Linked DNA regions of Mus musculus: region 2 is linked to region 1. Evidence: chromatin loops called from intact Hi-C (ENCODE). Cell type or tissue: heart. All regions are shown on one strand. Each heading gives the region's core, and the rest is flanking DNA. Links, peaks and the distances in the headings are about the cores only.

The links. Hi-C counts contacts between places; a loop is a spot of excess contacts. Peaks named below come from ENCODE experiments on the same cell type or tissue, not always from the same donor. Only the 100,000 strongest peaks of a DNase experiment are listed, where the experiment ranks them.
Region 2: a loop joins it to region 1, with 2.4 times the contacts of the local background. A loop is called at or near these places in 3 of 42 quality-filtered maps.

The regions. Positions count from the first base shown.
Region 1 is chr17:62,648,052-62,663,744 of GRCm38, reverse strand. It overlaps Efna5 (ephrin A5), which reads left to right. Exons shown (of 5, transcript NM_207654.2): 2 at 12,611-12,903. Among named protein-coding and RNA genes, the nearest start is that of Gm52303, 120 kb to the left of the region's middle. In heart, for the core only: a CTCF peak has its summit at 8,607 (motif pointing right); no DNase peak of the experiment used is centred there; H3K4me3 peaks cover 551 bases.
Region 2 is chr17:62,775,505-62,791,197 of GRCm38, reverse strand. All of the region lies in intron 1 of Efna5 (ephrin A5), which reads left to right. It overlaps Gm52303 (a long non-coding RNA gene), which reads right to left and starts at 12,956. Exons shown (of 2, transcript XR_003952355.1): 1 at 6,856-12,956. Gm46583 (a long non-coding RNA gene) reads left to right here and starts at 565. Exons shown (of 2, transcript XR_001782160.2): 1 at 565-2,466; 2 at 2,562-10,669. In heart, for the core only: a CTCF peak has its summit at 7,069 (motif pointing right); DNase peaks (open chromatin) are centred at 7,037 and 7,997; H3K4me3 peaks cover 958 bases; H3K27ac peaks cover 1,678 bases.

The sequences.
Region 1 (15,693 bases), core at 4,399-12,398:
GCATTTTAATTTAAAAATTTTTTTTAAATTTAAAATAAAATAAAACTGTTATTTTAAAGACCTCTTACTGCTTTTTCTCTACTAGCTCAGTTGTGACAGTTGAGTCAAAAAGAATGTTAAAGTCACATTTGGGAGGAGCTCGGTGTACGTGGTAATTACGTAGCTGTGAACACAGTGCTGGGATTCCTATTTAGCCGTGCTTGAAGATGCTGTGTCCTAACTTACCAGTAAGAAAGCCAGGAGAGATATGTCCACTTTGGGGTGGTCTGATAAATTTTCTAGTCCTTCGAACCAGCGCAGTCTCCTCCAACACAGCCTCCTCCTATGGAGTATAACTTTTTAAGTACCCTGTCTGGGAATGACAGTATTTCATGTTTTCACTTACTTCTGAATATCATCAGCCATGAATTTCGGTTTGGTTTGGTTGGTTTAGCTTTTGATTTGTCTGACACAGGGTTTCTCTATGTAACCGTCCTGGAACTCATAGACCAGGCTGGCCTCGAACTCACAGAGATTCACCTGCCTCTGCTTCCCATGTACTGAGATTAAAGGCGTGCACCACCATGCCGGGCGATATCCATCTTCTTTAGACATAGTATATGTTGAAGCCACCACTCTGATTTGAAATGTTAACAAAGCTAAATTTGATGTTCTATTAGAAGTGATTCACACATAGAACTCTATGTTTCTAGCTTTAGTACCAGAAATATTTACTAAAATAAAACAAAAACACTATGTGCTCCTAGATGCCTTAAATTTTCCATTCACTTCCTCCGAGTGGGTTAGGATAGCTTGAAACTTTTGAAAATCCAACACTGTAAGGGGAAGTTACTTTGTTTTCCAGATCAAGAAGCATATTGCATGGCCTGTCAGCCAGGACAGGCCCTCATAGCTCACATGCGCCAGGTTGGGCTTGATGGTACCAACTGTGGATGCTGCCCTTCATCCATCCTGTGGAGTGTGGTTTTTTGGTACCCACCTGGTCAGCGTATGCGACATGATACTCTTACTAGTTATGGCTAGTATACCACCGGAACCAGCACTTTTAGGGACCATGACATTCTGCCTTTCTTATTGTCTTTGGGCATATCTTAGCTCTTTCCTATTGTGGATTTTGTTGGCGGATAAGGTATTTCCCCCTGCACTTGTAAATCTGATTCTCCAAAGTGCATCCCCTGCTTACTTGCACCCGATTTCTCTGAGGTAGGGTTGAAGGGTGTATTTTATATTTAATTTTTAGGGTAGACAAAAAAACCCCTACAGGTTCCTTTTAGCATATAAAAATGGGTTACGATTTTAATTAAGTATTTGGCATGTACGAGGTAGGAAGCAGATGTTGAATTAAAACGTCAACAAATGGAATTGGCCTTTTCTGTAAATAATTCGAATAGCGAGCTATAGTCATATTTATCGGATGTTGGGCATAGATTTCTGTGTGTTAAGTTCTTAGCAGCTAACACAGGTTTCATAAACGCATTTACTGTTTGTGACTGAGCTCATCAGTGCCCAGTTTGTGACTGGCCCTAGCTCACTTTTTTTTTGTTTGGTTTTGTTTTCTCTCTCATAGAAGAAAGAATGTGTTGAGTAGCAATAAAATGTTAATGTGCATGTGGTGGGGTTTTGGGGTCTGCGATTGTCCAGCTGAGTGCTGAGGAAAGCCAGTTGTGACCCTTTCTTCTCGAAGCTCCTGGCGCTGACTTGTCAGCCGGTATGGACTGCCCGTTATCACCATGTCATTTCACCAACCTTGTATCTCATGTCCTTTGAAACTCGGGGGCCTGGACAAGTGGCTTATTCAAAGCTTGTAGCAAGCTGTTCCAAAACTTCTGGGAGTTCAAGAGGAAGGTCACATTCTATTGCTTTGAACCACAGTTTTGAAAGTGTATCTTTGAAAGTCGTGTTTATTAAAATGAAGAGTTGGAGAAAAACACCAGCTAGCCTCAGTCACTGAGATAAACGGGATTCAGGTAGGGAGAGCTGTTATAGTACATGAGGATTCCCCAAAGTGCTTGGAGCTGTTTCTCAGAAATAAATCATGAACTGTTTGTCTCTTCACCTCCCCTTACATTTGCTTGGGATAGAGCAATCCGTTTCTTATTTTAAATGTTGGGTTATTCTTGCTTATAGCGTTCTGTGGCCCAGGCTATAAAAGTAAATATAGGAGTCAGCTGTATGAATGAATATCCTTTTAATAACTTCAGGGAATAAATAATAATAATAGTGCAAACCCACGTTTATGTGATGACCTATAGTACTCTGTTCCCCCGTTTTAAGCCACAGGCTATCTGCCAACATGTACATTAAATGGTAATTTCCTATGTTCTGATATTAAGAAGTACCTTGTGGTTTGTTGTGTTGCTAAGACACATTTACTATAAATTTTGAAGGGTGCTATCATATTCTATTTTAATTTGCAGGGTCAAGGAGGAGAAAATGGAGTAGTGACTTTTCTATAACACCTCCATTCGGTCTGTCTCTAAGAGAAAGCTCAGCTGAAACCTTAGGACAGCAAGGTTGCTGGGTGACAGCACAGTCGCTTTTGTAGTTCTGTAAGTTAAATTCAGAGGTGAAACTATCCTTGTTTAGGAAAATAGAGGGTCTTCTGTGTCTGGAACAGCTCATAGATTTTTAGGCAGCTCTGTATGCAGGGTGCTATTGTGTGTGCCAACAGTGGTTTAAGGCTACCCTCTTCCCTTTCCTCTCAGTCCCCTCTTCCCTAAGCATTTTCGGTCATTCTTTATTGCATCCATCAACTTACTACCCATTATTTCTTCTTATAGTCACCGATAGCATTATAATTTGTAACCACTCTACTTTCTTTTATGTTTAAGACCCAGTATTACCCAGGCTACTGTTACAAACTACAATAGATTTGACAAGTTAAGTAATAAAGTAACATTTATTTTCTGGAGGCAGAAGGTCTGATATCAAGACCCAGCAGGGTTGGTTAGGGATATCTAAATGGCTTATGATCAGCTCCCTTCTCAAGGAATCTTCCCATGACCAACAGAGGAGCCATCTGATACTCCCTGTTAAAAGGGTATTAATTCTATTGGATAAGGGCTCTGCCTTTACAACGCCTTTAACTTAATTATTCTCATAAAGACCCTGTCTCAAATACATTCATGTAGAGGTTTAGACCATCAATGTAAGTCATCTAGGCATGGAGATACATTAAGTGTATAATATAGCAAATATGGAAGGGGAAAAAAAAAACCCTGTGTCTTAAGTGGACTGCAGACCACGATGGGTGCTTTGTAACAGGTTGATACACTTCAAACTGCTGCTTGTTTTACAGACAGCATGCTCTGGTGGCGATAGTTTTAGGGAAGAGCTTAAGAAATCCCAAGATAAAAACTGGGGGGTGCCTGTTTACCTGCCGGCCTTCAAGGCAATGGCCTAGATTGCTGGGGGAGGTGTAGAAGGAGATGTTTCTAAACCTCCAGCATTGTGTCCTGGTGGAGACTAAGGACAATGGATTAATTCTGGCCCACAGTCCCAGAGATCGGAGTCACTGCCTGGTGGTGACTGGTAGGATGCTGGAGAGATTCGATTTCCTCTCCTCACTCTCGGTTAAGCCTCGGAGAGCCTGGATGCCAGGCAGCTTCTGTTCTCCACATCTCTCTGCACCGAAACCCTGCCAACCTCGGTCCTGACCTGAGCAGACAGGAGCCTCCAGACCCAAAGATCCTCTGGATTGCCAGCTTCTGGTTGCCGGGGACACAACTCAGAAGAGAACAGTGGTTGGCAGAGGCTGAAAGGAGTCTTGGGTGTTCCTGCCAGTGTGAGAGGCGGCTGCAGGGTTTTGTGAAGCAGACTGCTGAACCCTCTCAAATAGAGGCACCCAGTGCCGCTCAGCTGTGTAATTGGGATGGAAATGGGCCAATGAGAGGCAGCAGTTTGTGCTTAACCTTTTGGGAGTCTTGTTCCAGGAGACTTGGGGGGGGGGGACAACATTACAAATAATAAGCTTCTCTGCCTGATTTGTAATGAATTAGTAATAAACGGCCCAGTGCTGTACAAAAGTCTGCCGATTACAGAGCAGCCTCGGCTAAGAGCGCGGGACCACATCTTATTTTGATCAGCTGTAGCATAGCAAAGACATGTAATTATCATAATCTAACAATTAGCTTGGCATCACTTTCCAGTGTTTAATTACCCCGATAAATGGTAATTGAATAGAGGACTTAATGACAAGAGAGAAACTTTCATTCTGCCTTAGGTGCTTAAGTTGCCTCCTCGGCTAGGCATAATTTTCTAGCGTTGCTTGAACAACAGTCCTGATTATCATTTTCTCTTTTGCAGTCTGCCGTTATTTGGTTTCATGATCTTGACCTTTTTTTTATATATGTGTGCATATATATATATATATATATATAGTCCCTGTATGAAATTTCTAGAAGAGTTTATTGGTATGAGGTGTGTATACACACACACACACACACACACACACACACACACACACACACACACACAGGATCCAGAAGATCATTACATGCTTTACAAATCACCTTGTTTTCAGCTAAAGTTTCCCTCCTTTGGGCACCCATCAAAGTGTAGATACTCAGCCAGTGGTTGGGGTTACTGACAATAGATGCTGCAGCATCAAGGAGATGGGTGGATAAAAGACTGATAGGCACACCCAGCCTCCCCCCCGCCCCCAAACCTACCCATTTCCTTTGGATGGATTCAATACTTTTTATGACGACAGTGAACATCTAATTTCTTGACATTCCAAATTTTGTCTCCTTTCCCTTCTTAACCTGATTCCTAGTCAGATTTTTATGCAGCTACTCAAAGGTCTTAAGTGGTCCACGAACCTCGCCACCTCTTGCACACCATCTCGCCTAGTGAAGACATGGACCTGTGTTCTACAAACTGAAGTTCTCTATGAGCTGATATTACTATTGTCACTCCTTGGCACGCACGTTCCCTTTTGGCTGATATGGGTCAAAGTAAAAAATAGGCCTAAAACGTAGATAGTTTTCCTTTCTTCCTGCCTGTTATGTCTTGCTTGCTTAGCCATGAATTCATATAGACCAATTCCACATGAATTCATATAGGCCAATTCCACATAGACCCTGGAGAATTCAGTTATTGGAAACCAGAGTGTTCTAGGGCTGAGAAGATAACTTTCACAAAGTTACCATCAGCTCAGGTATCTCACTTAACATTTATCAAGTAGTTAAAAAGCATCAAATCACTATTTTCCACAACGCTCTCCTTGAGTTGGTGACAAAAGAAGAGGGAACGAAGAGTGGCCTAGAATTGTGCCAGAGACTACCATCCCACAGCGGATAGAGTGGCATGCTTAGAAGTGAGCAGCTTGGTGGGTGGTTTATTGGTCTGACAGACTCCCACGTACCATGATGCTAACCAAGTCATTCAGTCTGTTCCTCCGACTTTGGCTGTATAAGCTACTTGGTGATTTTTTTTTCTGGACCTACTCTTAGTCAATCTGTATATATGCATCAGGGATTCTGCCCCATGTACTTAAGAGGCCCTAAAACTCCAGATGGCTTAGAGCCTGCTCCCCAGCTTTGTGAGACTCTCCTGGGCAGCAGATGGAGTGAGAAAGAGTCTATTCTGCATTGTAAACGTGACCCACGTTAAGACCACACTGAGTGCCAGATGTTAATTCTTTATTTTTGTTTCAAAATCCCCGTTTGAAAACTATTTGACATGATCTGTGATGTGTCCGCCCTGTTAGGGCTCTGCTTGGTTAACAGGCTGACTTGGCCCCGCTGACATTGACATACTCTGGCTCCCTGCCTCAGGCTTCACTCGGGGCTTAAAAGCAATTAGACTGTCACCCAAAATACCCGGTCCCTTCCTAGAGAAGAGTCTTGTTTAGGTCTTGCCCATTTAATGCTTTGTTTCCTTTGGAGCTCCTCTGTCAAGCTAATAAAACAAAACTCCAAATGAGTTAAAACTCGGGAACAGAGAACATTTTGTGTGTCTTATGTCTGAAGCAGGTGCTGGTCACCGGGAATATAATTTTTCTTTTTTTAAATTTCAGACTAATGTGCCTAATATTAGACTAGCCACAAACTAGAGCTGTTTAAGATTCATACCTACCATTTGGTATGGGTAACTGATATCAGACATGGGACTTTAAAACGCACACACATAGCACTGAGAGAGAAAATCCAAAGTCACAAGTTAGTGTATTGCAATGCTGATGGATTCTTAGTATCCGGCCAGGAATATTGTATCTTATTAATATTACCAACAATTAATGAGAGTGGCCATGCCACAGAGCTCCTCACTAACAAAGCATGCACATCAGTGGATTCTGTTTGGCATTTTCATGAATGGATCAACACAGCCCTTAAATCTGGAAAGCAAATATTTCATCAGCACCTTACACGTCATGGGATGAAAAGGTATACGATGTAGCAGAAGCTGTTAGCACATGTAGCGCATATATATGCAGCTTACTCTGGACTGAATGTCATCTGCAAAAGAGTAAGGAGGACTTGCATATCCCTGAGATGCGCATGGAAGCAAGTTTTTCCTCTGCTTTGTGAGTCACCACTTCTCTCAGAAGAATTGGGAGTTGATGCTGGTACATTGCTGAGCGTGAAAGAGGGACACAGCCCAGTGCTGTCCATTACTACGGTCATCATCAGCTTCAACCCATCTGGTTGTGCTGAAACTATCTACAGGTCAAACGCTGAGAACCTGGTGTGAAAGTGGATTACCAACACACCCCAAAGAGTCCCCCGTTTTAGCCCAGAAGAGAGGGGGAAAGTTTAAAATTAGCAAAACAAATATTTGTTCAGCCCTCGGTGCTGCCACCACCGCCATTTATCTGTGCCAAGTTTCACTTGCTGTTTATATTTCATGCTTTAACCTCTGCAGGAAAAAAGAAAAAAGAACATCTTCAGATTTAGGGTAGGGACCATAAGGCTTGCATTCTGCGCCCCGAGAAAGAGCAGAAGGAGCCAGGGGGAGGCATGTTATGCAACAGGACTGCTGCTCTGCCCATTGCACAGAAGCACAGTAAAACACAGAAGCTTGCGTCTCTGACGGGGGGGGGGGGGGTGGGGGCCCATCAGGTCCTTTTGGGACGAATGAGAAATTCTTCTGGCTAACAGACACATCTTATTCTGTAGTTAGACTTTAAAATCAGAACTAGTGGAATTGAAAGGCAGCCGCTGTAGAGACGTACTTGCTCTAGACTGGGTTTAAAATTCGAGAGGAACCCTGAGCTGATAAATTTGCTTAATCTTCGATCATAAATCATATCCTTCTTTTGCATCTCAGTTCCAGAACATAATCCATTAGGTCGCCCCGTAATTAAGGAAGTGACAGCGCAGTCCTCTTCAAATAGGAATCACCTCCTGACATGTTAAAATACATCTAAAATGTAGTCGTCAGCCATCCGATTGGAGAGAGATAACATTTTCATTGTGGAATTCTTTGAGACACTACCCGAAGCGGGAAAAAGGGTGCCCCGAAGCTCCCTAACTTCTGACGGCACTGTCTCATTTCAATGATGCCGTTTCTGTACTTAGGGAGGGGAACCACTTCACTCAGGAGCCGCCTGATAAAATACCTCACTACGTATTTCCCTGGAAGCAGGCTCTCTGCTGTGCCAGCAACATATGCTAAAGGCCAATTTAGAATGTTTTAAATAGGCACCGTCCCCTTCCTTTTCCAGCTACTAAAATGAAATGCATTTGGGCTCCAGCAAAGGAGGATGGATCGAGAGCGAGCGGGGCATGCTACAGGAGAATGGGGCTGGAGGGATACTGTGCCTCTGCAGCACTGTATCCTAGAGCCCAGGATGCTGCCTGCCTCTTTTTTGTCTCTGTTTGCTCTCTCTTATCTGTCAAGATCCACAACACCGGGGCATATGGTCGAGGAGGAGGAAAGGTCAGTGAGGAAACAGCGCCCACTGACAAACGACAGCTGCGCCAGATCTATTTGCTTTAACAAAGAGTCACCAAAGGACAGGGTTAAGTTAAGAACTCCGCTGATAAAGAACCCAAAATCTCAAGGACTAGATGTTGCAGTACTCAGTGGCCCAGAGTGGAAAAGAAAGTGGTCAATAGGACAGAGATGCTATACCTCAAGCTGACTGGTGCCATACAATGATGCTCCAGTTCATATCTCAGTACACATTTGAGGGCACATTATTGAGAACTCAATGGAGGGACAGTCGTTGTGTCTTGTCTACATTTGATTTGAGTTTTGAGATTCAAGTCATGATTGACTTCTAACTGCACAGGTTAGCTAAGGGAAGAGATATTAACACTGGCTTTAAATTGGTGGTCAGGATTAAATTTGGCCATGTGTTGAAAAGTCAGCAGCCAAATTCTGTGAGACATATCCTCTCAAATGAATTTGGAGGTGTACGTCCCAGGTCTCCCTTCCTTCCTTCCTTGCTTCCATGGTCACTTTGCCTTTCCTTTAACCAGTAGGGTAGCTTCCATTTTCTCTAGCTTCCATCAAGTATATAATTGATAATTTATTATAATTGATAAATTACTCTGGGTATTGGGGATGATTAAAGGGGTTTAAATTTTGTGCTGAATTTTATTCTTTTTTTTTAAAGATTTATTTATTTTATTTATATGAGTTACACTGTTGCTGTCTTCAGACACACCAGTAGAGGGCATCGGATCTGTGAGCTACCATGTGGTTGCGGGGAATTGAACTCAGGACCTCTGGAAGAGCAGTCAGTGCTCTTAACCGCTGAGCCATCTCTCCAGCTCCAAATCTTATTCTTAGTCAAATGAAATGGACCTTTTGTGATACAGCTGACATCAATCCTCAACCAACCTACTGCTCCATTTTGCTAGATGTGTGAAATATATCTCTGCTGTAGAATATTATTGTATGTTGTGTAGAACAACGAGCTGCCACGTTGTTCGACACAACATACAATACAGCCTGCTCCCAGGGAGGAACAGGGGTCATCTTTCTAGATGTGTGAGATGTTTCTGGCTCCTGAGATGTTTACACTGTGAGAACAGTTACGACGGTGTTTTCTGCAGATGAAATCTCCTTACTAAGTCTGTTGAGTGTTCATGCTACTGTGCTATGAACCGGAGATAATTTAGTGGAAGAAGAACGACTGCGGTCTTATGGGTGGGCTGCCAGATAGTATAGTTCCTAACCAGATACAAGGATCTCAAAGGCCACTGCGGGACACAGTGGTAAAATTAGAGGAAGTAAAAAAAAAAGAGGAGACATTTGCAGGGAAAGTTCTAGACCATTGGCTAACCTGTTAACGAGGTGGCTAGGTGCCCCGGGGCATCTGTAAATATTGGCATGCAAAGTCTTTCTAGAATCTTTCTAGATGTGTATTTCTGCTTTGATGTGAGCTCAAGCTCAGGAAAGCTGTTTCCTGGTGGAGAAAGATCCCTTTATGTGAATGGCTGCTGGGCCTGAGAGTGCTTCTTTCTGGGAAAGACGAGAATGTGCAGGAGTTAAGGGCTTCCCCTCAGCTGCTGGCTTAGGATTTTGGAGTCAAGTGAGTAGGCAGGGAGGAGAAGCAGGGCTTGACTTCTATTGGTAGCACCGTGAAGTGAACTGGTACCCACACTTCTAAGAGGCTGCCATTGTAAGAAGGGAAGCTGCTGTAACTGTGGAGCTGTCCCACTGTGAGGCCCTCGTGGTTACAAAGATGCTTCAGAACATGTATGACTTGGGTTCTGATTTTAGCCCCACTACCTATATACTGTGAAACATGAAGCTAAGAGGATAATGTCCTCTCTGGATGTTGCCCCTGATTGTTAATGTAAACATGTTCTAACTACTCATTCTAGTTGTTTTGAGTATTTCATAGTATATGTATCTCATAGATGTAGAACACACGCAAATCTCGAGGACAGCAAATGCTTGTTATGTCAGTGAATGGAAAAGAGGACTGGAACCCCAACAAGAATTGTCTCTCTAGGGACTGTGAAGCAGACCTATGGACATGGCGTTAGCAATTTAATCTCTTAGGAAATGCTAGCTCCCAGGTCACTTTCCCCTCTACCTTTTACTAGCTAGGAAATTGGGTATGTCATGTGATTCCCTAAACTCCGTTTCTTTGCCTTTGAATGGATATAACAACAGTGGGGATCCTGTGGTGCTGTGATGAATGTTAACTGAAATAATGAATGTCACACAGAGAGTGCTCAGTGTTAAGTCATGCTCGTGAGTTTCTTCCCAGTGAGAAAGCCATGACCACTTTGTATCCAATCGGGAGGGCTTGGTATAAAATAAGGATATCTCATGCTGTCTTTCTCTTTTATACTTGAGCACATTATACAATAACTTTCATGTATTTCAGTTAGTAATTGTTTGTGTATACACACACACACGCACATCTTATTCTTTGACATGCAGTAGTAGACAAACTTGTGCAAATGAAAGATTTGTAACCAGACAGACAAGCCTATAATCCTATCACGCAGGAGGCAGACACAAGAGGTTTAGGAGTTCAAGGCCATTCTTGGCAACAGAGCAGATTCTAGCATAGCCTCAGCCACCTAACACCCTTGTCTGAAAAGACAGACAAGCAAGGAACTGAAGCAGAAGTGTGAATTGACTATGATAGATTATTGTCTTCGGATATTGATCGGAGAGTAGGAATATTAGTCTGTAGAAGAATCACATGTTTAAAATAGAACCCTCAGTAATGTAAGCATCTCACATAAAAGCACACTATCCCCTGAAGGGAATACCAGTCAACCCAGTGTGGAGTGGGTTTTCAGTTCCATAGTTTTGCTTCCTTAAGATTCTAGTAACATGGACAGGGACAAAGATGGAAAAGATGAACTGAGCCTGAAATAATAATAGTAATAATAATAATAACAACAACGTGACAACGTGGTTTTTAATTGTAGAATAACAGAATTACAGAATAAAGGAATAACAGGGTGTGCCCAGGTAGCTACAGTTTTCATTTTCAATTTAAGCACTTTCACATGCTAGTCAAGCTAGCATGAATGACACTTAGGGAGAGGAAAAAAAACTTCCCCCTTGAATGTCTTTAAAATCTGTAATAATAATATAATAGTATAAAGTGCATCTGGGCATCGCCTTCTGCTGCAGTTCTTGTCTGGCGTTCGTCCAATGCTGTCAGGCTACTCTTGAGTGGTGATGATTCATAGCCCAGCACCTTTTATCTGAACACTGCAATGTCTTTTCTTTGTACTTAAGCAGTGATGTTACCTTGATGTTCAGAAATCTTTTAAAAGCAAGTCTTCCCTTGTGTCTTGACAAATCATTGTCCACCAGTAATGAAGAAGAGGGAAATGCGCGAGCATTCTAAACACAAAGAAATAAACACGTATGGCGTATGGCTCTCTTTGCAAGAAGTGGCCCACGAGAGAGGATTCTCATTGAAATGCAGATCCTCTGATGAAACCTCAGGGTTTTCTTCCTATGCCTCCTCCTCCTCCTCCTCCTCCTCCTCCTCCTCCTCCTCTGAGACTTGAGGGTCCTTGGGAGGCCAGCAGGACAGATTCTCATTGTTATCCTATCTTATTCATTGGGAAACTGAGGCTCTGGATGATGTATGACGTCATCAGATCCGAGTCTTAAAGCCAGTTCTGCCCACTCAATGAGTAGAACCATCACTTTCCCCTTTAAACAATGCTGTCTCTCCAAAGGGAATCTTTGTCAGAGAGTATTTAGCATTGAGGAGAAAAGTAGTCTTATTTCTCCCAGGTTGAACATTAGTTCCTAAGTGCTGAAAGTCTCATGAGTGGGTCCTACATTTTAAGAACTCATTGGGAAACTGGGGGGCGTGGGAGGATCCTGGAATGAGAAGGAGTCTGGGAATCATCCCAGAGATAACCAAAGGGACGAGGATTTTCACGTGTGGGGAAAGCGAAAGGAGAATCCAGAGACTGCTGACATCTCGGAATGTTTTATAGACTACCTTGCAGAAGAAGAATTAGATTCGCCCTTTGTAACTCCAGGCAGCAGAAGTCGGATCAGTGGGTAGGAATTACACAGAAGCAGATTTATGCTCAATACAGGAAGAAAGTTTCTAACATTTAGAGATGTCCAAAAATGGAATTGACCCGCTCATCATCACTGGGAAGTGTTCATGTGAGACTGACTGTCCGGCATGAAGATTATGGCACTTTATGAGTGTTGTATTTCAGCAGGAACACAGTTTTATGGTGAACCTTTCTGAGGGCTTAGGGAAGAATTTCCTCAGGAGCTAAAAACAAAAGCTTTTTTTTTTTTTTTTTTTTTTTTTTTTTTGTATGCTTTCCTGCCGCCATGACTTTAGGCTGAGAAAGATTTACCCATATGATTCCTGATTCCCACTTCAGTATGTCCTGTGAAATACATTTCAGCTGTTTGGAAGAAGTCATTAATTAAAACAGAGAAGCCATAGTTTTATAAAGTTAAACTGAAGCGGGATTTGGTACTCGCAGGGGTGATGTGTGTGTGTGTGTGTGTGTGTGTGTGTGTGTGTATGTATGTATGTATGTAAAATGTTTCAAATCAGGCTATAAATCCTAAGCGTTCAGTGAAGACTTTTCATACAAAATGTTTGATCTCCAAAGTTATTGAAGGATACAAGTGTAGATTCCGAGCAGAAACACCTCCCGGTATGAATTACCGTGTTCTTTCCTTCTGTTTCCAACAGATTCCAGAGGGGTGACTACCACATTGATGTCTGTATCAATGACTACCTGGATGTTTTCTGCCCTCACTATGAGGACTCTGTCCCAGAAGACAAGACTGAGCGCTACGTCCTGTACATGGTGAATTTTGATGGGTACAGTGCCTGCGACCACACGTCCAAAGGGTTCAAGAGATGGGAATGTAACCGGCCTCACTCCCCAAACGGACCGCTGAAGTTCTCGGAAAAATTCCAGCTCTTCACTCCCTTTTCTTTAGGATTTGAATTCAGGCCAGGCCGAGAGTATTTCTACATCTGTGAGTACCTGGAGATTTATTACGTTGTGGGGCAGCTGCAAAACTCTTGACTGATTTCTTCTTCTTTTTTTTAAACCTGTGTTTTGGAGAATTGCACAGCTGGACTCTGTGTTACAGATGTCTCCTTGTGAACACATACATCATGATCCCTAGATACATTAGCTGGGAATTGAGAGCCCAAATTAGATTAAAGCAACGGCACCTCTTCCTCTATGAAACCCCGTGTCAGCCTGTGCAGTGAACCACTGCCGACATTTATTTCTTTTAAATGAAAATTGCCAGGACTATTTTTCTTTTTTTAAATCTTGGAGAAAGGGGAAAAAAAAAAGATTCCTGGAAATAAAAAAAAACTGAAGGAAATAATTAAATTTACATAACTTGGAGTCATTGCTTTCTTATTCAGGTGTCAGCAACATCCTTTCTTTCAGCCAGGCACAGTTTAAGTGGAGAAAGGCCTAGCTCCTGCAAATGTCAGCATGCTGACGATAAATACTTGCTTTGCACCAAGGAGAGCAGACAGTGATTAGGAGCAGCTGTGTCTTTAGACAGGCAAGTGTGAAGAAGTATCTAGGAGGAGTTCCAGGGGAACTGGTCTCTCACCTGTGAGCATTGTGTGACTGTCCCGAGAGCGCTCTAAATGGTCTCAGCAGACCAGACCGCATTAATCACAGTGCCAAGGCCTGGTTTATTCTCCATCCCAAGCAGTCTTACTCTTTCAGATGTGACACTGGCATGAATTAGTCCTGAATGCTGCTCAGACTTCACTCTGCATGAGATACCTGGGGGACTGGTTGTCATACAGATGTGAACCGGTCTGAGGTCTGAAGTAGAACTTCAGATTAGGCGTGCATAAACTTCTCAGGAAGTGTTCATGTTGCTGGCCCATGGACCACACATTGAGTAACAGAGTTCTAGATGATACCAACTGTTAGGCCTCTTGGCCCATGGTAGACCTACAGTAGGCATAGCTGGACCTTTTTAGTATCGAATGTATTTAATAGTTTAGCCTTCCCCATGTAGTTCACTATTGGACATGAAAACTTGTTTGTTTACGGCACATTTATGGAACTGCTCATATTGGCTCTGAAATGGGTGTGTGTGTGAGATGGAGACACTTCCTGTTTTTTTTTTTTTTTTTTTTTTTTTTTTTTTTTAGTAAGGGGCAGACTTGTGAAGAGGCAATTCAGGTAAAAATGACTAGAAGGGCCAGCAGGGACTCAGGAAGACCTGAGGTTTAACCGGCCTCAGGAATCGGCAAGTGTTGTTGCTCTGTCTGTGTGGAAATCCACCTGATACCACTCTAAATGCTTGGCATCCTTCTACATCAGCTCGCCAGACAAACAAGATAGAGAACATTCCTGTTTCTCTGACTCAGTTCTTCCATCCAAATGTCTCCACCCACACGGTTCAGATCCACTGAGGTTTCTAGCTCCCCTCCGTCTTCAGAAAACAGAATTTTTATAGCAAGTCGGATTTTGCCGTCGCCACCTCTCTCTCTCTCTCTCTCTCTCTCTCTCTCTCTTATATTAGGGTTGAATTTAAAAAGGAAATTGAACAGTACCAGTTTTATTATTCCGGTACATACTTCAGTTGTTAGTCATGAGAAAACACGTAAAAAGCCTTGATACCATCTCACATTAAGTCCATAAAAATAAGAGGAGGAAAATTGAGTCTTGCAGACGCAGGAAACCCTGGCATCCACTGACCCCTGATTTTCCCAGCCTCTCTGAGATCCCCCTTTCTGAAAGAATCCTATTCAGCAAAGGAGGGAAAGGAACGAGAAGGCGTTCAGTGGCAGGACAGCTTCAATTTCATTAATTCTCCCACTGCGAGATGCTGTGCTACAAGGGGGAGTTATTTTCAGAACCAATATCTTATTGAGTTTTTGGACTTAAAAACCAACAAAAGCAGAAGCCGAAAATAAAGAGAGAACACCAAGATGGGGCACACTCACCCGATAACTGGATGATTGCATGATTATTAGAAGTTTTAGAATCCACTGAGGTTCATAAGCAAGACAGTATTCACAGACACTGTATGCTTACGACTAGGTTCTCCTCATTTGTGGTTAAATTCAATATTTCGCTAAAGATCATTATGTGTCTTCTATAACATTCATTTAACAGAGTCATTTAACTGTCAAGGGCTCCTGTCAAAGTAATTGTTCCAAAATGCTTCAAAATATCAAGAGCTTTTTTGCTGTTCGGCTGAGTTTAACTTAAATTACTTTTTTTTTTTAAATGAAAGGTAAAATAGCACAAAATTAAGCAGCGAAGAATTGATGTTCATTTCCAAGAAGCACAGTGGCCTGGTGTTCAATTAAATGGAATTTTCAACCATGTTTTCAATCCACAATAGCATCCCTCCCTGTCTACCCCATGGTGAAAGCCTACCCTGTCTCTCACTGCTGAGACCAACGGAGGAGCTAGTGTGATGTGTCTCTTAGCGTGTTTCATGGGCTCTGCTCATAATTAAAGCACAGGATTCTTGGGGGAGAATTGGCCCTCAGTTGAATCGCCTTTCTCCTCAGATGTGTGGGAAGAGCAGAGTGATTGGGAAATGGCTTTTTTTTTTCTTCTTTTCACACTTCTTAACGCCCATCTCAGAAACAAGCTAAACTGCCTAATAGTCGAAATTATAGAAAGTTGTGAGGACAAGGGGCAGAGTCTTGGGGTTCCTCACCTCATCTCACTTCTGCAGATCCAGGAACAGGAAGACTGACAGCCTAGTGTCTGTCTCCCTTTAGGTTAGGTAGGCATTTCATAGCACAGGTACCAAGACTCAGACAGG
Region 2 (15,693 bases), core at 3,369-11,368, 130 kb before region 1:
TATAGTAAGAGGCACGATTTCTCCTATTGCATGCTAGCTCTCTGTATACACCTTACTTCATTCTCTCAGTCTCCAGATGTCTTATCTTGCTCAGTATTACATAGTTGGATAATGGGGAAGCCAAAATTCCAATCTAGATGTGGTTATGTCTAAAATCTTTACTATTATGATTGCATAAGCAATTTTAACCACGGTGCCCGCATATATAAAGTGAGAACAGAATTAGCACTTAATATCCAGAGTTGTTGGAAAGAATAGAGCAGGTTTGTGCATGGTGCAGAGTAGGAACACAGAAAGTGTTGGGTCTGATCTGTACTTCTGTTGTGGGCCGTTCATTTAAAACACACACAGGCACACACACAGGCACACACTCACACATACACACACACACACATATACATACACACACACACACACACACTCTCTCTCTCCCTCAATATCTCTGTCTCTGTCTCTTTCTCTCACATAGCCATACACACAACCACACACACACAGTGCCTATGTGTATATATATATATATATATATATATATATATATATATGGTCATGAATATATATATATTCATGACCATGTTGGAAGGAAGACAGATACAATCCAGCATCGTTTTATTGATTTTTTTTTTTCCTTTTGGAATTTAGAAGAAGTTGTTTAAGCCCTGGGTAGTGAGGTTGAGGTTTCTGTGTTTCTAAGTCAGCTTATACCATCGAAGGCTCCTTTTCAGTTTCAGAGGGACTTTTCCTTTGTGGACGAAGTTGGTGTTAGGTTCTCTCCACCGACATAAGAATGTAGCCATCAAATGTCCATGGGTGTGAGTGTGTGTAGTGAGGACAAGCAAACCTCACGTCACCCTTGATGTCAGCTCAGTGGCTATGCGTGTAAGGATGACCATTCCTCTTTAGTGCTCTGGCTTAGCTTGTTTGTTTGTTTATTTATTTATTTATTTATATCCTGTGACTCTCATATTCATCATGAAAACATACTCTGCATGTTTGCTTCCTCCTGATTAGAACAGGCAAGTTTTTTGTCAGCTCATGGATCTGGCTGGGATCCAGGGTAGCTTCGCTGTTCTTTGTACCCTGCTTCAAGCCACAACTTCACACTGATTGTAGCAGATATTTCTCAACTTTGAGAATGAAGCTCACGGTTACCTCAGACTTCTCGGAGTTTGGCCTAGTCTACATGCATAACTCGTTTAATTGGGCTCATAACTAGATTAATTAGCTTGAGTTCTACCTGGCTGAGATTGCGTGCTTCTCTGGGAACAGCTCTCTTTTGCATCTTCTCAACACCTAAGCATTCAGTAAATTCCTGTCAGCTGAATGACGGAATGACTGCTGGCTGAAAACCAGGGAGTTATGTAAAAAAGTGCCAATATGATTGTGCTTAGACTCAATCCATTAACAGCTCAGCTGTTTGGGGAGAGAGCAGGACTCTGGCCAAAAGTTTAGAATTTGAGAGAAACCTTTTAGAATCTCATCAGGATCCAGGCTGTGTTCTTTGATCAGTTAAGGGAGAAAAAAAAAATAGCAATTGTCAGGCATAACCTGAGAATTTGTGGAAATCCTCCACCGAGATGCCTGAACCCCAGCACTCCAGCAAAAGGGCTTCTCCCTCCTGTGGATGAGAGACAATGCGCTTCCGATGCAGCCGGTGATATAATTAAACTTTTGAACCACATGTCTGACTTTCGGGCAAGAAAGTGGCTAAAGCCCTGTGTCTAACGTGATTGAAGGGTGGAATCCAAAGCGAGGCTCTTCCAACTAATCTCTCCTTTCAAAATTCTCTAGAAGCTGGCCTTCTAGGGGTCCAAAGTTTACAATAAAACCCTTTTATACTTAAAATGTCATCAAAATACTAAGGCTAGCTCTTCCTGAAACACGAAGGGGGTAAGCCCGTCCATTCTTTCCTCTTGACATTTGGTCTAATTCTATCTCAGATAAGTGGGTCTTGGATGTAATCCAGCTAGAATGGGGGATCCTTAAGTTTCTCTGTTTCCACGCGCTTTCTATACCAGGAAGGGAAGGGTATATCCTCCTCCTTCTGCTTCGGCTTCCATCAGGAATACCCGATATTTAGATTTCTTAGGAACTATGAAATGTTCCTAGGCACAACATCCCCGCTGGGATACGGTCTTCATTTGGGAATGGTAAAATTCCCATTTTCCCAGGCTACTTTCTCAAGCAAGGCTTGGGTTTTGTGTTTACAATAGACTTGTTTCAGAGCGCCCAGGTGGTGGTGGGGGTGCCTTGGCTAGCTCCCTGGGGGAAATTCTCATCTGCATTTATGTTAGTCATTTTGCAGGTGAAACGTATTCTGATTTACATATCACAATCAGATCTTGCTGCCAGCCAAGGGTGAAAGTCTGGTGCTATTGGCTGCTAGATCTTTTCAAATGAAGAATGAAAAAAAAAATGCAGATATTAACTCTTTAGACAAAAGTCTCCGGGCCTCAGATAGGTAGGCAGGTTGGAACAGGTGTTAGCGTATTGGAATGGAGATAACCCTGGGGCGGGGGAGGGGTGGGGCGGGGAGGGGGGAGGGCCATGCAGTCGTTGGGCAGAATGTAGGTTGGACAGGATTTTATCCTACCTTCCTAACAACAGCAACTGTTTTCCTGGGGTTTGGAAGGAGGAGGCTCAGGGTATTTGGGGGAGTTCTCTGGCTATGTTCTCTCATCACCCTGGCGGAAAGAATTTGGAAGTTAAAAATTGTTAGTCTTTTTAAACAGCCATTTTATTTCCCCCTCACGAGCCTGTTCCAGATATGCTAGGTAGACAACATTAAACTGGTTGAGTTGTGCCACCCAGCCTTTGTTCTTATTGGTCAGTTTATGGAAAAGCACTCGAATTACTCTTTCTCTAAGACAATGAAAAGAAATGTCAACGTGGCTCCTGATGATGGAATTTTTAGATGTAATTGTTTTCTATTTAGCATGTTTCAGAATTGATTTTTACGAATAGGGCTGCAGATTAACCTTTCTGTAACAGACTGGAAAAATGATCACTTGAAAACAGGGTGCCCCCTAATAGCGTTCTTTGTGGCAATCAGGGATAATCTGCTTGTGGGCAGTCATGTTATTAGCTCATTTCCTTAAGCTGTTTCTGAAACTCGTTATCTGATTGCCATGATGGTCCCAGCTATTGGGTTGGAGTACAGTCCCTTCACATGTAACTTTTTGTTTTTGTTTTTGTTTTTGTGTTTTTGCTTAAAGTAATTATGATAATGGTAATGGAAGAGATATTTCTGTGAGTACACAGTAGTGAGACTACAAGACAAGAAAATAGCCATTTGGAAGAACTCAGTTTTGAACTCTGCCAATGTGTTTAGAGAACTGTGTGCTTTGCCTAGATGAGATCTGGGCTGTCACCATTAATGGCATCCTTGGGTGAGTGTTTTATACGACCATTAAATTACTGTTTGTCCAGCATTTCCTCCTTTAGGAAATGAAGTGGTGTGCAGAAAATAAATTAAATAAATCCTCTCCCCTCCTTTTTATGGCCTTTGTGGTTTCCACAAAAACTTTTATTTCTGGGGACCTCAAAGTATATTTGCTGTTGGCAAATGTTAATGTTCTCTTACCTAAGTGATTTTAGAAGCTAATGGAAACCCGTTCTGTTAAACAGATAGAAGGACCTGTAATCTCTTCCCTCTTAGTATCTGCAGTAGTTTCTAAAGTTTTCATTTCCTGGGAGGATGGATGCAGACTTCTTGGAAAGAGGGACCTTATTCTGCCCGATTTGTTTTTACTGTGCATGGTGTTTCTGCAGTAGTTTATTTTGTAGCTTTCAGGATTATCAGCTGTCCAGACTATCTTGTCAGCAAAGAAAAAAATAGAAGAAATTCCAGACAAAGCCTCCCCATTTTCCATTTTCATCTGTGAAGAGTTTGGTAGACATATTAAGAAGTAACAAAGAATATCTAAGCAGCCCTGTACTAATTGGTGCTGCAACAATGTTTTTAATGGGTTCCCGTGGTTCTTAGAGAGGAGGTCCTTCATGCGGATACCCTGTATCCCCGTGGCCACAGAGGAATCCAAGCATCAGGGAGGGTATCCACTTAACCTGCTTGGGTCAGTCTGTTTATCAATATGCTATTTCCCTAATTATTCAAAGATTCCGTCCTGTGTGATATGGGAAGAATGTTTTATTTTTTCCTTCATGTTAAGAACTGGTTTTCATCTCTCAGATCTCTTTGATTATCCACCTGTTATGTTTCTTCCTTCAGAAGAAAACTAAAGAAAAGTTCAATTATATTATTTTGCATTACACTGGAAGATCGAGTGTAAAGGGGGACATTGTGTGATGTCAGGAAATGGTTCTTCATGTTAGCGGAGTAATTGCCCTCTGCTGTGGCTTTGTACCCCGGGATACAGGGTGCCCTTCAACGCCCTCAGTGATGATGGGCATAAAACAAATTGCGAGCGGTGTGTGTAGTGAATGTAGTGTGACTGCATTTTTTAATGTGTAAGTAGGCTTAGGTTTTTATCCTCCTTATCTTAAGCCCCCGTCAAGATCAAACTCACTCGAGCATTCACATCCACAATTGAATCTCACCAGCTTTTTTTCTTTAAGTTAACATCAGTTCAAACTCTCCCTACTGCTTCTGTCAATAGATCTTTTAAAGGCAGGCATTAGAGTTAAGTTTGCCTTTAGTGTTTTCCCCCCACACTGCATAACGTTGAGCCCAAGGGCTTCTTTTAATAGGCATTAGTTAAGGCCTAGAATTGGGTAGACATTTGTGAAGGAGACTTGAAGTTTGGAACAGAATTGGTCTTTATAGCTTTTCCATGGGGGGAAATCTTCTTAGGAGAATAAAGGCTGCCTGCTAATCTGCTACCATCTGGAGAATGAAGAAGCCAGAGGTTGTTGGCACCAGGTCACATCCCTTATGTAAACTGTCAAATTCTTTTCATATTAATGGCATATTGAGTTTAATCTGAGGGGTATCAGACAGAGCTTATTTATTGATACTCTCTCTCTCTCTCTCTCTCTCTCTCTCTCTCTCTCCTCTTGCTGACATAGTTTCTAAGTATTGTTACAATATGAGAGTATTGTAACACAGTGTAGCTTAAAAAAAAAAAAACCAGAACAAGGTTGGCTTCCTGAGAGATGGCGGACTTCCCTTGTGCTAGCACATGGCTTACTGTTGTGATGTTTGCAGAGGTGAATAACCTTCTCCACGGCTTGTCCAGCTGATAGCCACTGTACTTACCCCACATTTGAAATAAAGAGAGGCTGATTCTGGCTTTCCTAGAGAATGCATGTGTGAACATGGATGTGCAGTTTGGAGCCTTTGGACACGTGGAGCAACTGAAGTCATCCCAAGTCTTATGGGGGTCATCTACTGTCTAAGTGGTAACCAGTAAAAGTTCTTTGCATTTGAACATAATTATGAGAACCTCTGGCTTCCTGTAGACACAGGGTCAGGTAAACTACAGGTGTCTTGATAACTCTATTCAGAGAAGAATTATTCCCCAAACGGGTACAGATTGATCGGGTTCATTGTAAAATTGCTCAGTTCCCCCCTCTTATAAATAAAAATCAGCCCACATTGTCATTCTCACAGCTTTTGGTAGGTAAACATTTCCCTCATCAAGCTATTCCTGGGGATGCCTGCCTACAGGACCAGCTAAGGCAAGAGGTGAATAAAATACACTCTTGAATTAAATATTGTCCCACATCGGACATGGGGACAAAAACACACCTGACGGTCAGCAAGCGTTCTTCGAACTAGCACATACAAGGATAACTATAAACTGTTTCATTTGGGTAGTCTTCCACTTGCAGAAGAAACACAAAGAACTGAAAACTAAAAATTTCAGCAAACTGGATCCAATAAAGAGCAAACAACCCGTTTCGATGTATGGCAGTGTCTTTAAAATTCAGAAATAAGGGATCCCCCCCCCACCCCCCCCACCCCCGGTCCTGTATTCCATGGGCGTTTCTTCTTACCCCTTGGTTTCGTATGTAAACTAGAAAATGAAAACCAGACCCAGTGACCCAAAGGGGATGAAGCATGTTTGTTTTGTCTATTATATTTCTCTGCTCACGCCTAGATGCCTTGCATCCCTGTCCCCCGTGTTTGAAGTCGAGAGCTGGGAACAGACATGAGATTGAGGTCCCAGGGGGAAGCCAAGTTCAGCCTGAGCTGGTGAACTCTCGGAGACTAAGGGCATATAACTCCGAGCTAAAGACGCTCAAGTATGACGTTTCTGTCAGGAGTGCAGAGACCCGTGTGCCTCCACAAACAGGTTTTCTTTGTGGTAGTCTGAACCAGCTGAGCGCCGTGGCAATTTTCCTTGAGTAACTAGTTCCAATGGACGACAGCGAGTTTAAACACGAGCCCCAGATTACAAAGTGTTTTCTGCCCAAAGTGTTTTGCTGGAATTTTTTTTGGGGGGGGGGAGACGACGGGGGGGGGTAGTGTGCCAATATTGTGAAACATTAGCAGGGTTTTGTAAGAGGCCAAACATAGGACAAAATAGGTGAGAGGGGAAAGCGGAGACACTGGAAGAGCAGCTCATGAAAAAATGTCTGTGCACCTAGTAGCTCGCAAAGAAATAGGGGGTAAGTGGGGGATGGCGTGGGAACACAAGGCTGATTTTAGGTCACTCGCTGGCAAGGTGTTCTGTCTACTGTTCGAATGGGTTTTAATCCTAGGCTGCTGTGTCATGTGCTTGGGACCTTAAGTAATTACTATTAAGAATGTCACAATAAACCGGAGCCATTAGAAGGATAGTGGAGATTTAGTCCCATAGTCAAGCGCTATAAACATGTGAGTGTAATTTAGGAATCCTTTCTGCGGCTGGGCCCCATAAAATGGCCTCTTTCCTCCCTGGCTTTCCAACGTCTCACCTGCAAAGCAGTAATCAGCGTAGTCATTCTTTCCAGCCGCCTTGTAATTTATCTGACTGCAGAGAACCGTGACGGAGGTAGATTGTGGTTGGGGCGGTGACCCGCACCTTTTGCTCTTTTTGTGTGCTTTGCGAGGGACTCGCCCATCTAACCCTGCCGGATTCTCTGTGCTGTGCAAGCAATTCTGCCTTCTCTGGAGAGAGACCAAGAGGCGGAGTTCAGAGTGGCGGCCAGCAGGGGGCGCCCTTGCCAGATAAGAACAGTTTTTTTTTTTTTTTTCTTCCCCCAATACCAACATAGCACAAACATCACACAGTCGCTATCCTGTCCTTTTAAATTAATTTGGCTCAAGATTGGCCCCCAGAAACATTTTGCTTTGTGTTCCCAGCTCCCGGGCCACACCTGTCTGACAAGTTCTTCCACATCACTGTTTCCAGCTTCCATCACCTTAGCTGCCAAATGGTCACCTTTTACTTAGAAACTGGAGAGTGGTTTTTTTTCTCTCTTTCTATATCACAGGTCAAGCTGAAGGGCACAGTCACCTGCAGGGAATGGGACCAAGTATGTTCACTGAGCATTTTGCTGTTTTACATGAGCTCACCAAGAAAGAATGTCTCTACGAGGGAAGGAAAAACCTGTTTCCTTAGAGTGGCCCACAGCTTGTTTTCTCTTGTCAGGGTGATAGCTCTTTGGTTCCTGCCAGTGGGTATACACTGGGAAAGGTGGGAAAAGATCCTGAAAATTCCAGGGGTGGGCGATTCTTCTAGCTGGGAGGACAGTGTCTGATTCCTAAGGGTGACTCAGTACAGTAATTCTGACAGTCTAAACAGCACGCACACACACAAATACATGAGTGTGAATGTGTGGTAGATGACAGTCTATCAGGGTGGTGACTAGAGGAAGCATTTTGTTTCTTAAAAGCTTGGCTTCCATGAACTTGGTGCTGGACCTTTATTGGATAAAGTCCTCCCACCCAGCCAGACAGCCAGACGTCTGCACAGGAAGAGTTCCCAGTGCACACCAGGGCCTGTTACCACAATCTAATGCTTTATCGGGAGAGCCTTTTCTCGACTGCCCGAGCCACTAGGATCCTGTGCCCTCTGCTCTGCTGGAGGACGAGCTGCCCTGACACTAGAACGACTGCCACTCTGGCTGAGGTGAGGTGGAGGGCAGAACCTGCAGCAGGGGATGCTGTACTCTGCTTCAGGCTCTGAGCCCTCCTCTGCTCCCCATCCTCTGAGGCTGGCTCCAGTTTTCAGCTAGTCCTCAGGCAGCCGTGATTCGCAAATCACTGCTTCCTGTTACACATTCTAAAAGGGAAAGAACACAAGGACCTTGAGAGCAGGTACTTAGCGCCGAGGCAGCAAGGTGAACTCATTGAGTCTCGGGTAGCTTTCAGGAGTCTGTGCGCAGTGAGTTTGTTCAGATGTTTAGTAGTTGGCAGTTATTTGAGGACATGACGTTTTCTTGCTTTTCAGCCCCTTGCAAGTCTTTAACCATTTCAGCTATCTAAAGAGAGAGTCACAACTCCTTTATCTGTTGGTTCTAGTTTGCTCATGTAAATGGCCTGGTTAAGGTAGTCACACATGTGCAAAATAAGGCCTCAGAATTAGTTTACTAAAAAAAAAAAAAAAAAAGAATGGCATTTATTTTCTGTCCCGGCACCCTGCTACTAACAGAGTCATTTAATGCCTGCTTCTCAAGCTCTTCTTCATTTTAGAAGTCATCTTTAGATGATGTCTTTCCCTAAGCCTCATTGTTCATGAGTTATATTGTGAATCCATTTGGACACTGACCAGGAACTTGGTATAATTGCTCACACACAAGTAAAAGCTTTCTCTGTGTATTAATTAGTTGATATAAGGGATTAAGATGGTTACAGGAAAGGCCTTGCTGCTTCCCCGGGAATAGTTAGGCCAGGTGGGTGCCAAGGCTTTGTCCGATCCCATTTGCTCAGCAGGTTCCCTTGATGAAGGCACAGAACATGTACAGCAGCGGGACTCCATGAGGCAGGAAAACACAGGGTCTTTTGGATTCACTGTTTCTGTTGATATGAAATGTGGAGTATTAATCAAGACTAATTACAAGCACTGAGTTTAGAACAAACTGGAGGGCAGCTCAGGGCATGGTTATATCTGTAATCATGGGCTGTAAGGTACCAGGATAATTACTAGAAATTAGAGGTCCTTCAGTTTTGGGTCTTCTCAAAAATACAGGAAGAGTTTCTCTCCCCTACCAGGAGCTGGGCCTCTGCTCTGAACTTGTGTTAAACAGATACAACATCTTTGAAATATGCCTTACACACACTGTGTCAAAATTTAGAAGTTATAGAAAGAATCCAGATAGTTCTAGCCTATCCTTCTCCTCTTTTGAACTTGAAATAAAAGTTGGAATATATTTGGTTGGGGTAGAATTTAATAGTTCAGTGCCCTTTACTCAAAGACTGTTTCGTGGAATATTATATTTTTTTAAAAAGAAAATATCTACAGTCTTTTATATGAATAAGTTTACCATCACGTCTTTTATTTGAAAAACAGTAGTGTGTAATTGTTTCACAGTGTGGGTTTCAGACTGTAGCTGCCATTTCTGTGGTGGCCCCTGTGTTTTTAGAGGAACCTCCACATGCCTTTAATCCCAACACTTGGGAGGCAGAGGCAGAGGCAGAGGCAGAGGCAGAGGCAGAGGCAGAGGCAGAGGCAGAGGCAGAGGCAGAGGCAGAGGCAGAGGCAGAGGCAGAGGCAGGCAGATTTCTGAGTTCAAGGCCAGCCTTGGTCTACAGAGTGAGTTCCAGGACAGCCAGGGCTACACAGAGAAACACTGTCTCGAAAAACCAAAAAAAAAAAAAAAAAAAAAAAAATAATAATAGTAAGAGGAGCCTTCTAAAAAGCCACCTGCAAGAAGAGGAAGTAAGGGGGTGGGGAGAGAAGAGAAGGGGAGGGAAGGGGTTCATCTCAAGTGTAGGAAGCTCCGCAGCCAGGTTGCCTGCAGTCTGTTGCAGGTCTGTGTAGGTCTGTGTAGGTCTGCAGTCCGTCCTAACCGCACTAATGTCTGTGCTTAGAGAAGAAGCACAAAACTCTTGGCCCTGGCCCCACTTCTGCCCTCAAGGACAGGACCCCTGGCTCTTGTGGCTGTCGTCTTGTGTTCACGACAGCTGCTGTCTAATTTGCCAGGAGGTTTTTATGAGAAGTTCTTAAAGGAAATGTCATTTCTGTTAACTTCAATGGAGTTGGCTTTGGCTGTGAGCAGTCGGAGCTCTGACTTATATGTGCACTTGGGCCCAGACTGGCATTAAGTGGATGAGCAGAGACTTAAAGGTACATATGTACCACCCTCATGCTGGCACGAAACACAGTGGCATGCTTTATGAGTGTGTGTGTGTGCGTGTGTGTGTGTGTGTGTGTGTGTGTGTGTGTGTGCACACGCACATGTGCTCATGCTTAAGCTTAGAGAAAGGACTAGGTCAGTAGGCTGCAGGGAATTGTGGGAGAACTAGCAATTTTTATGACATCCTCTTTTGTCTTGACATGTCTAGAAACAGGTGGATTTATAAGAACACAGAGGGCTTATACTAATTTTATAAAAGTGAAGGGCTTTACATCTAAGATACACTCAATTTGTTTACTTGCGTGTGCGTTTGCTTGCTTGTTATTTGTGGTGCTGCAGGTTGAGCCCAGGTTCTTGAACTTGCTGTGTAAGTATACCATTTCTTCACTAGGCTCCAAGCCTGTATGGTTGAATTTTACCTACTTCGGAAGTAGCTGATTTCAGCCTCACACAGACTCGGACCTCTAATAAATTCAGGCTTATTCATGTTGCTGCTTGACTCTTTTACATCGAACAATTCTCCCCATCATCTCCTGGTCCATGTCTAGCTGTGCTGAGAGGGGCTTCTGTATCTGCTGACCTGACAGCTCCAAGGAGCCCTGAGAGAAGTCACTGCATGTCTCAGGCATACCTGAGACTGGAGCTGGTGGCCTCTGTGGCTTCCTTCTGTCCTTATGGGTTTGTTCTTTTACAATTTTATCACTTAGGTGTTAATACAGTGCTGTGTTAAACCGCTCTCCCTGGCTCTCTTTAGTGTTTTACTTTTTCCTCATAATCTTTACCTTGCCCCCCACCCCCCATGGCTTCCCAATTAAAACGCATTCACCCTCTCACACACACTTATGCACACACACTCACATACATACACTCATGCACACACTCCCACACATGCACTCACACACTTATGCACATACTCCACACACACGTACACATACTCCACACACACATACACATGCACTCACACGCACTCACACACATACTTCACACATACACACACATACTCTATACACACTCATGCACACACATTCACACATACATTCACAGACACACTCATGCACACACATGCACTCACACACATATTTCACACACTCACACACACATACTCCACACATACACACACACACTCACACACACAGACTCACACACACACACACACACACACACATACACACCCTATATGCTGGAGACGTACTTTTACCCCAAGTCACGTGCCACCCCCACCCTCCACCACCATTTTTTAGAGTACCCTAAAAATGACAAACGGATCATCTGTACCTGGATTTCCTTTTCTGTACCTGGCTATTGATAGTTTCAGGTTAGTAACCACATTGCTCTTAGGAAAGCAGAATGTCATGTCACCAGAACCCTGTGAGTGATGGCTGCTCTTTCTCGGAGCCGCAGACAGCTTGGTTTCAGGGATCACAGCCCAAGTGCTGAGTCTGTGTGTATCTTGTCGCAAATGCTCATGTGCCTGGTGCCATCATTTCTTACCTTCCCAGAGTACAAAATCAAATGTGAGAGCCCATGGAATAACACACCTTGGCTCACCCCCTCTCCCTCCCCCCTAGTTCTATCAGGAGGGGAAACCCCAAGGTCATTGAAGTAAATCAGAAAAACTGAAAACCAAGTTGTTGGTTCTTCACCTGATTCCTTGCAGACTCCCTCATATATTCTGGAAGAACTCATACACATTTCCCCCCCTCCTCTACATTGTAAAGATTTATTTCACCTTTGGCTCCAGAAAAAGGAAGTGTAACTTGGCCTTTGGGGACTTTTAAATACAGAGTACGAGTGACATCATGGGACGAGCAGAATCCTGCCTTTTATTAAAGCACACATGGAATGCAGGGCGACTCGGACGATGGGAGGATGAGCCGTTCTCTTCTGCTTCCTGCAAATAATTTGTCCGCAGACTCAAGCTCTTTGAAACACTTTGTAAGAGTGGGAGGGACATTAGATAGGCTTTTTTTTGTTTTTGTTTTTTTGTTTTTTCTGGATTAAAAAGTAATATTAACTTTTACATTTCAAATGACCACGGGAACCAGGAAGGAGGCTGCTGCCCACTTTGCTCTTGCTGTCGCTCGCTTCTGGAGGGCTCCGTAGTCGGGAGCAACTGAAGGGATGATGATAAGTTGTGTTTAGAGGCAGATTTGAAAGCGTTTAGTAAGTAATAAGAAAGGAGAACCTTATTCTGCTCTCTGATACTTTCACACTTTCACAAACAATACCTGAAATGGGCTAAAGTGTAAAACCCAAATGATGCTGCAGACAATGTTTGTTGTCTCTTGCTTCCCCGCCCCCCCCGCCCCCCCCCCCCCCCAGTTGATAAAAGTTGACTGAGGACCTAAAAGAAAGCCAGGAACCTCTTTGTGTGTGTGTGTGTGTGTGTGTGCAATGTCTGCAGCTGTGGTCCTCTCAGACACCCCTTCTTGTGAAGATGTATGTACGCGTTGACAAGGGACACAGCATTCTGGTTGCCTACGTGCTTTAAAATATCATCAACAAAGCCACTGGCAGCAATAGCAGCGTTTGGTTTTGTTTTAAGCTGGACTCTTGACCGTGTTTCTAAGCTTTTCTCAGCAAGCTGGGAACCATCTCCACCGGCAGCCATTTGCCTTCTGTTTGAACTTTCCTGGCAGAACTGTCCTGTCGATGGAGTCCAAACTAGTTCATCCCCTTTGTGTATAGAGAATTAGACACATGAATGCTGCAAATTAATCAAATATGAGGCCATAATAGAGAGCCCTCACACACAAACATGACTCTGAAAGCTGCTTTGAATAGCAAGGAAAAGACCTATCAAATAGACATGAAAAATAGTGGCTTGTGAAGGCCCTGGAGTTGTTGGGCTTGACCAGACCTGCATGCCACCACTTAGAGGGGGCCAAGAGTAATGTGGGAGTAGGGACCACCAGCCTAAAAGGAGGGCTCTCTTTTCAATGGTTTTCTTCCATTGAGAGAAACTTCTGGGAATATCAGCGAGCCCCTTGCTGAGGCAGGGTTGGAGGTCAAAGTGCAGAGCCTGTTGCCAGCCTTCCCGGGAGGACAATAGGAAAGACGTTCTGTACACGGGACAAAAGGGTATTCCGAAGCAGTGTTTACAGAGAAGCTGAGTGAAACAGCAGTTAAGTTAAAATTATGCAGCATCATGGAAATTTGGCTCTTAATCCACCCTCTTCTTTTTAGAGTTGAAACTTGATTGACTCAGCTGTCTGTCTGTCTATCTATCTATCTATCTATCTATCTATCTATCTATCTATCTATCTATCTACCTACCTACCTACCTACCTACCTACCTATCTATCATCTGCTTACTTATTTATTTAGTTTCCTCTGCTAGTTTATTAATTTATAGAGCCTTTTGGTCATTTATTTCTTGGTTTAAAACAATGCTGAGTGTAATAAAGAGAATAGTTACTGGTTGATTAATGTATGTAGCACATCTTTGAGCTGAATAAAAGTACATTCATCCTTCTAACTTTGCATAAAGCATATAGCAGATGCAGCCATCTCCTGTGCAAGTGACAGCCACATAATTCAGTGACGTACCAATGTACTTGAATTAAACTTGTACACTTAGGTGTTATTTTGCAGAGAAACATGAAAAAAAAAATCTAAAGTTGAAGTCCTATGAAAATATTAACAGGAATCACTCAAGTATTTAGACTGAGATACTCCAAATCTGGGTTTGATATAATATAATTTATTGAACGTAAACAGATGAAATGAGAGACACCCTAATGTAAACATAAAACAAAATGAATACTTGGCATATGAAAAGATAGCACAGCTATGCATATTTTCCTGACTCTATCTTGATAAAATTGATAGTTCCATAAAAATATCATTCTGTGGTCTCTCTGCTCAATTTTTTTGGGGGGTGGGTGGGTGGGTGGGAGGTGTTCCTGGTTTAAATTTCCCTTTTTGTTTACAATGGCAGTGTGAGGATTCTGTCAGGGTTTGGTTGGTGCCCATTGGTTCTGGGATAGACTCTCTTTGTGGCTTTCAGTTGGAGTGATATCATATTTGTGGTCTTTACATTTGCCAAAATACCCCCCAATTTTCTATCCTCTATCACCAGATTCCTTTAACAGTGATGCAAGGCTTTTGCTTCTTGGCCAAGCACTCACTCCGAGGAGTGTGTCGATTCTTAGGAGGAAGGCTGTGGGGTGGGAAGTTTGGGCTCTCAAGACACAGTGCTTGGAGTCTGGGTTTCTGTGATGCTTCCAACTGCTTACATACTTCTGAGACCAGATAACCAGGAACTGGAGTCAGATATGTATCATTTCATACTCGTAGTATGTTAATAATTCTAAATCTGAGAAAAAAACACAAAGGATCAGTGTGAGAGGTTTCTTGGGGACTGCCCAGAACACTGTTGCCACAGCAGTTGCTGCCGCTGCTAGGATTGTCATCTAATGACGGTCACGATATCAAAAGGACTAATGCAAATTAAGTTAAAAGTATCCTAGTTGTAGTTTCTGCTTTCATCAGTGTCTTAATGTTTGGCAAACCTTCCCTGGTGTTTGGGGTGCAGTTGGGAGGTTTGGGTAGTTCTGCACAGTGTCTATCCTGATGTTGGAAACAGAGCAGGTATACTTGTATCTGGCATTAGTGACGGCAAGACCTATACAAATGTTGACATCGGTTATCAGATGCTGTTGGGATTTAAGGAGTGAGGAAGTCACACATAACCAAGGGGGTCTTGGCAGGATTTCTTAGGAGAGCTGGGTGTGAACTGTTAGAATTTTGAAATTGTAGAATGGAGGGAAGGTCAGGAGGCCAAGATCGAGACACAGAAGTTCAACTTCTGACAGTAATTTGTCAGGCCATTTTTGCCTGCAGCATCTTCCAAGAAAATGATTTATGCTAGACACTTGAGTAAACAGAGCCAGCTGTTCAGACTGGGAAGCAATGGGCCCTGCAAAGTATCCTTCTTCCAGCCTGCTCAGCCTGCTCCTCTCATCCTGCCTCTGCTCCTTATGTTGTAGGAATCAGTGTTTCTCTACAGGTATAGTCTTTTGGACCACATTCTCTGAGCCCCTCTCAATGAAGCCTGTTGAATGTAAACAGGGGCCCCTGAAGTTTTTAAGTGATAAGCTAAGAAGTTATATGTACCAGAAAGGTGGCATTGGAGCAAGAGGGCCAGGAAGTGAGAACTTTAAAGAGGGTGCTAGTCTTCTGTTATGAAAGGATGGAGCCTTGTCCAGCCACTGTGAGGAATGCATGTGTGCTGTCTAGTTTCATGTCAGCTAGATGCAAGCTATAGCCATCTAGGAGGAGGGAATCTCAGCTGAGAAACTGCCTCCATAGGATTAAGATGTGGGCAAACAGAATGTTTTCTTAATTAGTGATAGATGTGGGAGAGCCCATCCCATTGTGGGTAGCGTTAAACCAGACAGATGGTCCTGGGTTGCATAAGAAAGCAGGATGAGCAAGGCCTGAGGAGCAAGCCAGCCAGTCAGCAGTACTTCTCCAAGGTCTCTATATCAGCTCCTGCCTCTAAGTTGAGGC